Linked DNA regions of Mus musculus: region 2 is linked to region 1. Evidence: chromatin loops called from intact Hi-C (ENCODE). Cell type or tissue: gastrocnemius. All regions are shown on one strand. Links, peaks and the distances in the headings refer to the core of each region. The heading gives the core; the rest is flanking DNA.

Region 1 (6,136 bases), core at 512-5,511:
ACCCAACCCACCCCACAGCCTTGTTCTACTCTGGGTTCCCACCTGTGCTGGTTCACTTTTTGGTCAGCTTGGCATAAGTCAGGGTCATCTGGGGAAAAGCAACTTCAGTTGGGAAAATGCCTCCATCGGTTTGGCCTGAAGGCAAGTCTGCAGGGCATCTTTCTGATCAGTGCTTGGTGTGAGAGGGTCCAGCCCACGGTAGAAAGTGCCACTCCTGGGCAAGGAGTTCCCTCTGAGTTACATAAAATACATGCTTCAGCCGGACGAACAAGCCAGTTAGCAGTGTTCCCCCATAGTCCTTTTTTTTTTTTTTAAAGATTTATTTATTATTATATGTAAGTACACTGTAGCTGTCTTCATTATATGTAAGTACACTGTAGCTGTCCTCAGACACACCAGAAGAGGGCATCAGATCTCATTACGGGTGGTTGTGAGCCACCATGTGGTTGCTGGGATTTGAACTTCGGACCTTCGGAAGAGTAAACAGGTTCCTGCCATGACTTCCCTTCATGGTGAGCTGGAAACAAACTGTAAGATAAAATAAATCTTCTTGTCCACGAGTTGATTGTGGTTATGGCATTCACCACCGCTATGGAAAGCATATGAGGACACCTCTTGAGCCAAATTGCTACATGGCGTAAAGCCTGCACCTCGCTGGCCCTTTTCATGGCTCGGTGAGTGGAGACTCTCCTTGTTTCACCTCTGAACACCTTTCTTTGCTCTGTCTCCCACAGCAGGAGATGCAAATCTACACCCATACCTGTCTCGGAGATCACCACTGAGATGCAGCCAAGAACTTGACTTATAGGGAATAACTTCAGTGCCAGTCAGTGTAAAGCAAAATTGGAGTTTATTAAGAAAAGGAGAGTTGGCTTAGCAGATATATAGTACACAACATGCCTGCAGGCAAAATTTCCATACACATAAATTAACAAGGATAAATAATGTAATAGCGAAAAGGAGAAGAGGCCTGTGAGGGGCTTGAGCATGTCAAGGTCCTTGCCCTGTGAGCCGGATAATCTGAGGTTTTAATCCCAGTATCCCTATAAAAAACTGGACGTGGTAGCACACATCTGCAACCCAGCACACATCTGCAACCCAGCACACATCTGCAACCCAGCACTTCTGGGCTAGACAGTGGGGGGTGGGGGTGGGAAGCAGAAACAAGTTCAGAAGCTTAGGAGCCCAGTCTGGATACAGAGATACAGAGCACAGGACAAAGAAAAGATAACATTGGCCCTACCAGTTATTCTCCAGCCTCCATCCACACTCAAGCTCTGGCATGCTCACACACACACACACACACACACACACACACACACGAGAGAGAGAGAGAGAGAGACAGAGAGAGAGAGAGACAGAGACAGAGACAGAGACAGAGACAAGAACAAAGAAAGGGCAAGAGGGAGACAGATCCTTCCTACACACAAAAATAACAGAATTAAGTTATGAAAGGAGAGAAGGCTTAGGTTAACAGTACTTGCTGCTCTTGCAGAGAATCTGGGTTTGGCTGTCAGCACAGGCCTCACGTGACTGACAACTGTAACACCAGTTCTGGTGGATCTGATGTCCTCTTCTGCCTTCATGGGCACCTGCAGGGCATATGGGCACATGTGAAACTTGCATGTAGATTACGGTGGCCTCTAACTCCGAGATGCCCCTACCTTTGTCTCCTGGGTGTGTGAGGTGCACATACACACATTCAGGTGCACATGTACATGCAATAAAAATATTTTTTATTGCTGGGCGGTGGTGGTGCCCGCCTTTAATCCCAGCACTTGGGAGGCAGAAGCAGGCGGATCTCTGAGTTTGACGTTAGCTTGATCTACAGAGTGAGTTCCAGGACAGCCAGGGCTATACAGAGAAACTCTGACTCGAAAAAACATTTATTTAATCTAATTTTTAAAAAAGAAAAGGAGCTGGGTGGTAGTGGCTTTAACAGCTTTAACCCCAGCACTCAAGAGGCAGGGGCAGATGGATCTTTAAATCTGAGGCCAGGCTGGTCTACAGAGAGAGTTCCAGGATGGCCAGGGCTACACAGAGAAACCCTGCCCTTAAACACAGAAGGAAGGAAGGAAGGAAGGAAGGAAGGAAGGAAGGAAGGAAGGAAGGAGGAAGGAAGGGAAGAAGGGAGGGAAAGAGGGAGTGAGGGAGGGAGGGAGGAAGGAAGAAAGGAAGGAAGGGAGGGAGGGAGGGAGGAGGAAATGACAGAAGGAAGGAATGAGGAAAAAGGAGGGAGGGAGGGAAGAAAGAAGGACAGAAGGAAAGAAGGAAGAAAAGGAGGGAGGGAGGGAAGAAGGACAAAAAAACAAAAACAAAAACAAAAAAAAAACTGGGAGTGATGGTACATGCTTTAATCCCCATTCTCAGGAGGTAAAGGCAGGGGAATCTCTGAATTCAAGGCCAGCCTAGTTTACATACAAGTTCCAGGACAGTAGGGATGCACAGAAAAACCCTGCTTCAACAAACAAACAAACAAACAACAAACAAAAAAAATCTCCATAATATAACAAAACAAAAAATTTTAAAAAACTCAAAAATTAAAAATAAATCGACAAAAAGACAGTGCACACTTAAAAAGATAGAGTCAAAAGAGTTAGGGATACTTCCTGACGTGTCTTCAAGATGCTGTATATGTGGTTTTGTGGCTTTTGAAGTTACTTTCAAAAGATATCATTTACTATTTTTCAGTGTGTGATGTGTGCATGTGCCTGTGTTCCTGTGTGGACACATTACACCACAAACACACGTTCATGTGGAAGTCAGAAATTAACATCAGGGGTCTTCCTCAGTTGCTTTCTCCCTTACTTTTTGGGACAGGGTCTCTCACTGAACCTGGAACTCACTGAGCAGACTAGGCAAGCCCCTGTCTCAGCCTCTGTAGGCCTGCTTGCTGTGGTTTGGTAAGTTGCACTGGACTCAACTGAGAGACAAAAGCCCAACACTGAGTCACGGGGGGGCTCTCTTCCATATCTCTATCCTCTTTGGCTTCCATCCTTTTAACCTACCTAAGTCCATCCCAGATCCTGGATGGGTGGCATGAAGACAGACAGACATGCCAATGACAGTAGGCTAAGCAGCACAGACATCCATGTCCCTCTGAAGCCATTTCTGAGGAAAGCAGCTCGGGTTTGGTTGGAGGAGCCAGATGGCAGAGCGTCAGAATTCTGCTACCGGGCTCTCTTTCCATGTTTGGCTTCCATACCTAAGGTGGCTTCAGGCTTCCAAGACACTTGTTGTCTTGGTTACATTCCAACCATCAGAAACAAAACAAAACAAAACAAACAAACAAAAAACTAAAGAATGGCAAATCTCTCCCTTGAATGTCACGAAGTAGCATCCCAATTTTATTTATTGACCCAAATGTAAACACACAGACCCATTTAATTGGAAGGCAGACAGGGATTTATTTGCCGTTCAAGTAGGAAGCTGCTAACAGAACTTGACGTTGGGGGTTGGGGGTGGATATAAGCAATGAACACAAGAAAAAGAGGGTAACTGGGAGTCATAGAACAGTCATGTCTATGCTGCCCAGTTATTCAAAGCCCTTTGAAATATAGCTTTGAAATATGGCCATTTGACACCTGCTTCTGTTGCTTTGGTTTTGTTCTATAGCCCAGCCTGGCTTTGAACTTATTAAAAATCCTCCTGCCTCAGCCTCCTGATGTGAGCCACCTGTCCTAACCCTATATTAGACAGTCCCATAAACAACTTTTCTTTTTAATCAAATATATTAAAATGAATCTAGCCCTGCTCTGATTACATCGTGCGATCATCATATTCTGAGCCATAATCACATTATACTCTGCACAGCACTCAATACACAGCCCTCACCTGTCTGGTCCTTGAATTTTTAGCTAAAAGTTGCACCATACATATTTATTAAGTAGAATTAGTATGGGAGCCTTGAATTTATGGAAGGGAAGAGAGAAGCAAGTCAGAGAGACGGCATTCATTTAAAGCAGATTAAATGCATTAAGAACAAGCATCGTTTGTCATTCGGTTCTAAGGCTACGGGCATTAATATGGAATGTTTGCATGTTGGTGTAATACAAAGGGTGACACGCATTTGCATCAGAAAGAACAATTTGTAAGCAATGACTATTTTCAGCTCCAACACAGAGTGACAGCTTTTCAGTTTTTAGCAGAAGTGTTAAAACTTATCTCTGTCAAACACTTGCTGGGACGTTTACTGTGTCACTTACACTATTTAACATTCTATTTTAAACTCACAGCTCTGCATAGAAATCAGAAGGAAAAAAAAAAGAATAGTTTTAATTGCTGCTAATTTTCTTGTAGTAGCAGGGAGAAACAAAAATAACTTGGGCATGGAACTTCCTGAGTGCTGAAACATGACCATAGCTTTTCTATATCCATCTTCCATCTTTAATGGCCAGTTTCATGGGCTCTCCATTAAGTTCAGACAGGAAAATTTAAATACAGTGTCTGAAATAAATAATAAATTCCCAGTCAAAAAGTTACTGGCAGTTGGGGCTGGGGAGATGGGTTGTGGTTAGCAACACTGGCTGCTCTTCCTCCTCCTGAGGAACAGGGCCTCTTGTCTGCCCCCTTGTGAATGTATGTCCTTAGATGGTCCTTCTGCCATGCCCTCTCGGACCCCTCCTCCACAGCTCTTCTCAGCTGACCACACAATAATCTCCTCCACTTGGTGTTTGTAGTGTGATAAGAGTTGGAGCACGGATCTGAGCTCAGGAGCGCATCACTCCAGCTGAGTCTTAAAATAGAAAAGGGATTTGTGAGCCAGCTGCGGGGAGGCACAGCAGCAAGGCCAGCTACTTAGACTTATTCTCAGGAAGAGAACAGGCTGGAGGTTGGTGTGGGCACCTTGGTGAAGCTGTATCAAAAAAGGAGAAGAGCTGGGCAGTGGTGGTGCACGCCTTTAATCCCAGCACTCCAGAGGCAGAGGCAGGCGGATTTCTGAGTTCAAGGCCAGCCTGGTCTACAGAGTGAGTTCCAGGACAGCCAGAGCTACACAGAGAAACCCTGTCTCAAAAAAACAAAAACAAAGCACAAGGAGCATCAGCAACAACAACAACACCTGGATGAAAAGGCTCAGTGAATAAAGATGCTATCTGCTAAGCACTACGATCCAAGTTCAAATCACCAGAGCCCATGTAAAAGGTGTGATAGTGTCTTCCAGTGTCTACAGGGAGGTGGGAGATAGAAATGGTTGAATCTGTAGACACTTGTGAGCCAACAGGTCTGCTGTACACAGCAGAAAAACAGCAAAGAGATCCTGTCTCAAACAAAGTGCAAGTTGAGGGCCCACACCAGAGGTTGTCATCTGACCTTCTAATGTGCCCTGTGACACACCCTCTTGTGTTTGCACACATGAATGGGCGTGCACACTGTTTACACACATGTACATACACATGCACGTGCAAATTGAAAAGTTCGGTGCAAAGTGTTATCCGATATGAGGAAGGCCCCAATTTGATCCCCTGAACTGAAACAAACAAGGGCAGACAATCTGTTCTTTAGGCCAGGCCTGGTGTGGCACCTCCTCCTGTTTCAGCACTCGGGAGGCTGAGGCAGGAAGTGAGAGCTGAACTTTTGACAGCTCTACTCTCAATGTCTGATCACTCCCCTGGGATCTACCTCTAAGGAGGGTCACTTTGGGCATCTGGGAGGGGTGCAAACATTGGGACCATAATAAGCACTGTGGTATATGCACAGACACTTGTATGAATGAGTGACCAAGGCAAAAAGGAGATCTTGCTGACCACAATTTATTTCCCAGGAGCTCCACGGCCACCCATCAGACTTCAGACAACTCCACAGCTCCATTTCCCAACATCCTGGGATGCCTGGATTTGTTCCTATTCAAGCTGCCAGTCATCCAACCTCAATTGCCTTGCAAATGAATCTGTGAACTAGGGGTGCGAACTCTGCAGCCAGTACCGTAGCACCCAGAGGAGGCTCCACTCCAGGAGCTCTCACATGCCCAGGATGTCAGGATCGTGGGTGAGGAGGACACAACATCAGTTCCAACACCACCAGGAGTAACTGGGACCAGCAGGATCCAGGGACGCAGAAACCCCACCCGACCAGTGGCTAAGGTTCCTTCTGGTCTGCACTGGTTTACCTTGCATGCAAACTCCCACAGCACTCAGAG
Region 2 (6,136 bases), core at 677-5,676, 970 kb before region 1:
TCCAAACATAGACACCAAACTCAGACACTATTGCTGATGCCAAGAAGTGCCTGCTGATAGGAGCCTGATATATCTGTCCCCTGAGAGGCTCTGCTAGAGCCTGAACAATACTGATGCAGATGCTTGCAGCCAACCATTGGACTAAGCACAGGGACACCAATGGAGGAGTTAGGGGAAGGACTGAAGGAGCTGAAGGGTAACCCCATAGGAAGAACAACAATATCAACCAACCAGAACTCCCAGAGCTACCAGGGACTAAACCACTATCAACCAACTAGAACTCCCAGAGCTACCAGGGACTAAACCACTATCAACCAAACAGAACTCCCAGAGCTACCAGGAACTAAACCACCAACCAAAGAGTACACATGGAGGGACCCATGGCTCCAGCTATGTATGTAGAAGAGGATGGCTTATCAGGCATTAGTGGAAGGAGAGACCCTTGGTCCTGTGAAGGCTTGATGCCCCAGTGTAAGGGAATTCCAGGTTGGTGAGGTGGGAGTGAGTGCGTGGGGGAGCATCCTCATAGAAGTAGGAAAGTTGGATAGGGAGTTTTTGGAGGGGAATCTGGTAAAGGGGATAACATTTGAAATGTAAATAAATAAAATATTCAATAAAAAAAGAACCTGGAAGACAGAGCTTGAAACAAAGGACTAGGAAAGATAGCTATTACATATAGATAGATGGGGTGATAGCTCAAAGTAGAGGGTCACTTCAGAGAACTCCTCTGAACAAAGATTTTTCTGACTTTTATGAGTTTGCAGGGGTTCATGGGAAGTCCTATACCATGTGTTATTAAGTCTAGCATAGGCTGCATGCCAAGATATCAGGTCCTAGACAGGACCATTAGTTTAGTCTGCAGCTGCAAATGAGAAAGAGATAGATAGATATATAGATATATATATATAGATAGATAGATAGATGATAGATAGATAGATAGATAGATAGATAGATAGATGATAGATAGATAGATAGATAGATAGATAGATAGATAGATAGATAGATATAGAGAGATAGATGATAGATAGATAGATAGATAGATAGATAGATAGATAGATAGATAGATATAGAGATAAAGAGATGATGGATTGATTGAGAGATAGAAGATAGGTAGGTAGGTAGGTAGATAGATAGATAGATAGATAGATAGATATAGAGAGATAGATGATAGATAGATAGATAGATAGATAGATAGATAGATAGATAGATAATGAGTGGAGAGATAGCTGAGGGGTGGATGGGTAGATAGATTGATAGATGGATGGATAGATAGAGATAGAAAGATGATGGATGGGTAGAGAGATAGATGATAGATAGATAGATAGATAGATAGATAGATAGATATAGAGATAGATGATAGATAGATAGATAGATAGATAGATAATGAGTGGAGAGATAGCTGAGGGGTGGATGGGTAGATAGATTGATAGATTGATGGATGGATAGATAGAGATAGAAAGATGATGGATGGGTAAGAGATAGATGATAGATAGATAGATAGATAGATAGATAGATAGATAGATAGATAGAGATAGATGATAGATAGATAGATAGATAGATAGATAGATAGATAGATAGATAGATAGATAGATAGATAGATAGATAATGAGTGGAGATGGATAGATAGATAGATAGATAGATAGATAGATAGATAGATAGATAGATAGATAGATAGATAGATAGATAGAGTGTCACAGACTACCTTCTGAGAGAGAAGAGCAGCTAGAGTGGCTGTGATCTAACTGTAGCAATTTAAATATAAGAAGGAAAGCTTGAAGGGAGACAGACATTGTATTTTCACATTAGTTTGTATCTGGTGGTGAGTGGAGAAACCTAAAGAGTTTGCACTGGTCATCAAATATTTTTTAAACACATTTTGAAAAACAAAAAGCAAAAACCAAGGCAGGTCCTCACCATATAGAGCTCACCAACCTCAAACTCTTGCTCCTCCTGCCTCTGCCTTCCAACTGCTGAGATTATAGGCCTGTGTTATCACACTTAGCCCAAATACTCTTCAATGAAATGACATGCATCACTGTGATATGGAAACAGGAGTGGAGAAAGGCATCAGGCTTCACATGAGACAGAATATCCCCCAGGCTTTGGTTTGAATGGGAAATATTCTCCCAGAGGCTCATGGGTTGAACACTTGGTCCTGGCCTGGTGGTGATGTTTGGGAGGTTGTGGAGCCTTTAGGAGGTGAACCCTTGCTAAAAGAGGTATGTCACTGAACTGAGCCTGAAATTACAAGAGTATAGCCTGCTCTCACTTCCTGTTTTCTTCCTGCTCTCTTACTCGTGGTCAGCGTTATGACCCTGTTGCCACACCTTCCCCACTATGAGGGACTGTATTTCTCTAGAATTGCAAGCCAGAATAAGCCCTTCCTCCCTGTCCTGGTTGGGTTTGTTGTCAACCTGGCACATTTTAGAGTTATCTGAGAAGGGGGAACCCCAATTGAGAAAATGCCTATAAATGTTTGGCCTGTAGGCAAGCTTATGGTGCATTTTCTTAATTAGATATGAGAAGGCCTAGTCCACTGTGGATAGTGGTCCCCTGAGAAAGGGTGCCTAGGGTGAATAAAAAAAGAAGACTGAGCAAGCTTCAGGGAATGAGCCAGTAAGCAGGTTGCTCCATGGCTTCTGTTTCATTTCCTGCCTTGATTTCTGGCCCTGACTTCCTTTGATAATGGACTATGATATGGAACTGGGGGTTGAAATAAACCCTTTCTTCTCTAAGTTGTTTTTGGTCACAGTGTTTTATCATAGCAATACAATGCTAAGACAAGCCTGTAGCAAAAAGACTAGAAACCCCTCTCTCGATAAAGTCTCCTTGTAAAAAACAACATGTCTTACAAAGGCTTTGTGAATTCCAAAAGCAGGAGAATGTGGGTGCTGTGTAAATAAGCTATAAAGGATCATGACCTGAGGGGGCAAGGAGTTTTTTGAACCTATGTCCTGTTCCATTCTCAGGAGTACCATTTTTTCTTCTTTATGAAACTGTCTCTATTACTATAACTACTCGTGTATTCCTTCTTTGAATCTTTATTTTGCTACCAAGAAGCCTAGAAATCTCAGATGATCTCTAGACTCAGGTCTGAATCAGCAGATGCACTACTGGGGGTGCTCTACCTGGTATGATATCTCTGTCGCAAATGAAAACTAAGAAGTGTAAAGCATGTGATGTGGACAATGTGTAGTCAGGGGGCCCCATGGACTCTGTCAACAAGCAGTGAAAGAAGATGTGCAGAACTAGCCCCAATCATACTCAGCGAGAGCTGCAGGACAAGGACAATGGCTGAACACCTGGAGAGGCACAGTGGGAGGTCAGACGACCTAACTGCCCTGCCACTCTCCTCCCTCCACAGACACAGCCCCGCCTGCCCGGCAGACACACTAACATCTGCTTTCCCCTGTTGAAGGAAAACACACCACTAATCTTTCTTTAGGAGTTTCATTAAAGTTACAGATTGTAAAGGGGACTGACTGGTGAGACAGCTTCATGGGTAAGCCAAGCCTGACAACCCAAGTTTCAGCCCCAGACCTATGTGTTAGAGAACTGTCTTCAACACATTGTCTGCTTCTCTTTACCCATACTCACATGCACACACACACACACACACACACACACACACACACAAGAACACATACATGCATGTGTGTGCACACATGAATATTTAAAAGAAAAAAAGAGAATAAACATGCGTATGAAATCTCTTTCCTAATCATGGAGGGGGGAGTGAAGCTGCATGGAAAATTAAAAAAAAAAAACCCTCCACACGAGTCACTCTAAATAATGTGACCTTGCTACTAGGCATCAGTTTAGCACAGGGTCAGTCTTCTCTCTCTCTCTCTCTCTCTCTCTCTCTCTCTCTCTCTCTCTCTCTCTCTCTCTCTCTCTCTCCCTCTCTCTCTCTCTCAGATGGAATTTTTCCAGAAGATTGATTTTCTGCAAGAAGAGTCAAAAAGACAACACACCAAGCTAGGAGGAGGCAAGAAGAGCCTTTAAGACTGTCATTTGCACTAAATTGGTCACAAGGAAGCAAATGTTGCTTTAAAAGCTTTTTGAAGAGCGTCTCAGCCCAGCTCGCTCAGAGATGGAGATAATCGCCTCCAGCTGACCTCTAATTACCTAGTTTGGATTGGAGCCACACCGATTATGTGCCGCCAAATGGATTTCACTGGAATTCAGATTTTCTAAAAATAAAACAGCCAACAAGCCAGAGCGAGTACCAGTCTCCTTGGATGATTCATCCCAAAGGCTAAACTTAGCAAGACTGTGATGTCCGATTGCCAGAGCACTTGCTGTCTTGTTCTCACGGGTAGGAAATGTTGTCTTCTTCTAACATCCTTGAAAATCGGCCATTCTGTCAAAAGCCACATGCAGACAGAACGATGGCTTTCGGGGAGCAAACCTGGCCCTCTAGCTGGGGGCTACTGCCATGGTAACAGCAAGTGGTACCCATGGCAGATGAGATGGCTCCATGACTGAGCCAGAATGGAAAAACACAGTATCACTAACTCACAAACGACTGTTACCCAGTGGACAGATGACAGCTCTCACGAAACTGCCACTGTGAGTAAAGACTATAAATATCACAGAAACTGCGAGGGAAGGTTATGCTGTAGGAGACTCAGTCCTTACTCAAGGTCCTTGCCTCAGTGATAATTAAAAGGTCAAAGTGGACTGGAGGAAAGTAAAAGATTGATAACTAGCTAACAACTCTGTTTTATCTGCTGGGTGAAGGAGAACAATTTACCTAACATCTCTGAGCCTCTTCCATCAGCAAAATACAGAAAAAGAATTGTGAGAGTCATAGTGCCATTCTTTTTCATTAATTAATATATTTACTTCACATCCTGATTGATGGCCCTCCCAGTGCCCCCCCCCCCACAGTTCCTCCCCAACCCTCCCTCCTTCAACAGGGTGGAGGCTCCCCCTGGATGTCCACCCACCCTGGCACATCAAGTCTTTGCAGGACTAGACAGATAAGGCAGCCCAGTTAGGGGAATGGGATCTATAGACAGGCAACAGATTTAGGGAAAGTCCCAGCCCCAGTTATTGGGAGAACTGCATGAATACTGAGTTGTACGTCTACTACATATGTGTGAGGGGTCTAGGACCAGCCCATGCTTGCTCTTTGGTTGGGGGTTCATTCTCTGAGAGCCCAAAAGTATCCAGGTTAGCATAGTGCCACTGTTAAATGAAAATGTTTTTGTTGTTGCTGTTGTTGTTGTTTTGGAACTGGAGTAAATATTTGTTTGTAGCTAGACAGCACAAACACTTACTGGAGGCTTGGAGCATCTTGTGTTTAAACTGCTGGTGACTACCTTCCCCTATATTCACTTCCTCTCGATTCTTCCTCGGCATGCCCAGTATAGATGCCTTGGGGGCTTTTAAAGAGAATAGCTAGGAAAATAGTAATGTTCATCCTAGAGCAAGGTGAGAGAAGCATGATAGATAGAGGCAACATAACTAAGTGGTGTCTATAATGGAGTTTCCCAAATGTCAACTGCCACCCTTTTGTCCCTGTCCCCACATGATACCTGGCCAAGTAAAGGGAAATGAACATATTAGATGAACAGGTGTCTGGTTAGAGATGAGGGGAGAAGGGCTTGGTACACTGCCATTCCGTTAATTGAACAAAACACATCTTACCTGCACTCGTTGACCTAGATACCTCTCTCCTATGACGGCTACCTTCCATGCATAATTACACTTTGCCTTTGAGCTGAGGTTGAGGCCAGCAGCCACTGGCTCTACCACAAGATCTGAGCTGACGTCTACAAAACAAAGATAAAGAAGGAGGATGACAAGGGAGAGCGAGCAAGAGAGAGAAAGAGAGAGATCTAAAACAGTGGTTATAAACTTTTCTAATGCTGTGACCCTTTAAAACAGTTTCTCATATTGTGGTGACCCCCCCCACATAATTATTTTCATTACTACTTAATAAGTGTAATGTTGCTACTGTCATGAATTGTAATGTAAATATCTGTGTTTCCCAATGGTCTTAGGTGACCCCTTTGAAAATGTGGGTTGATCCCTGAAGGGTCATGACCCACGGGGTGAAAACCGCTGTTGTAGAATGAAGAATGTGAGTACATGTTTTCTGATTCTTGTGAATAAGCCAAAAGTATTT

Evidence for each region. Peaks named below come from ENCODE experiments on the same cell type or tissue, not always from the same donor. Only the 100,000 strongest peaks of a DNase experiment are listed, where the experiment ranks them.
Region 2: a loop joins it to region 1, with 3 times the contacts of the local background. A loop is called at or near these places in 2 of 42 quality-filtered maps.

The regions. Positions count from the first base shown.
Region 1 is chr10:12,982,525-12,988,660 of GRCm38, forward strand. No RefSeq gene overlaps it. Among named protein-coding and RNA genes, the nearest start is that of Stx11, 21 kb to the left of the region's middle. In gastrocnemius, for the core only: no CTCF peak of the experiment used is centred there; a DNase peak (open chromatin) is centred at 3,132.
Region 2 is chr10:12,015,172-12,021,307 of GRCm38, forward strand. No RefSeq gene overlaps it. Among named protein-coding and RNA genes, the nearest start is that of Gm40601, 40 kb to the right of the region's middle. In gastrocnemius, for the core only: no CTCF peak of the experiment used is centred there; DNase peaks (open chromatin) are centred at 3,340, 4,198, 4,379 and 5,627; H3K4me3 peaks cover 811 bases; H3K27ac peaks cover 1,666 bases.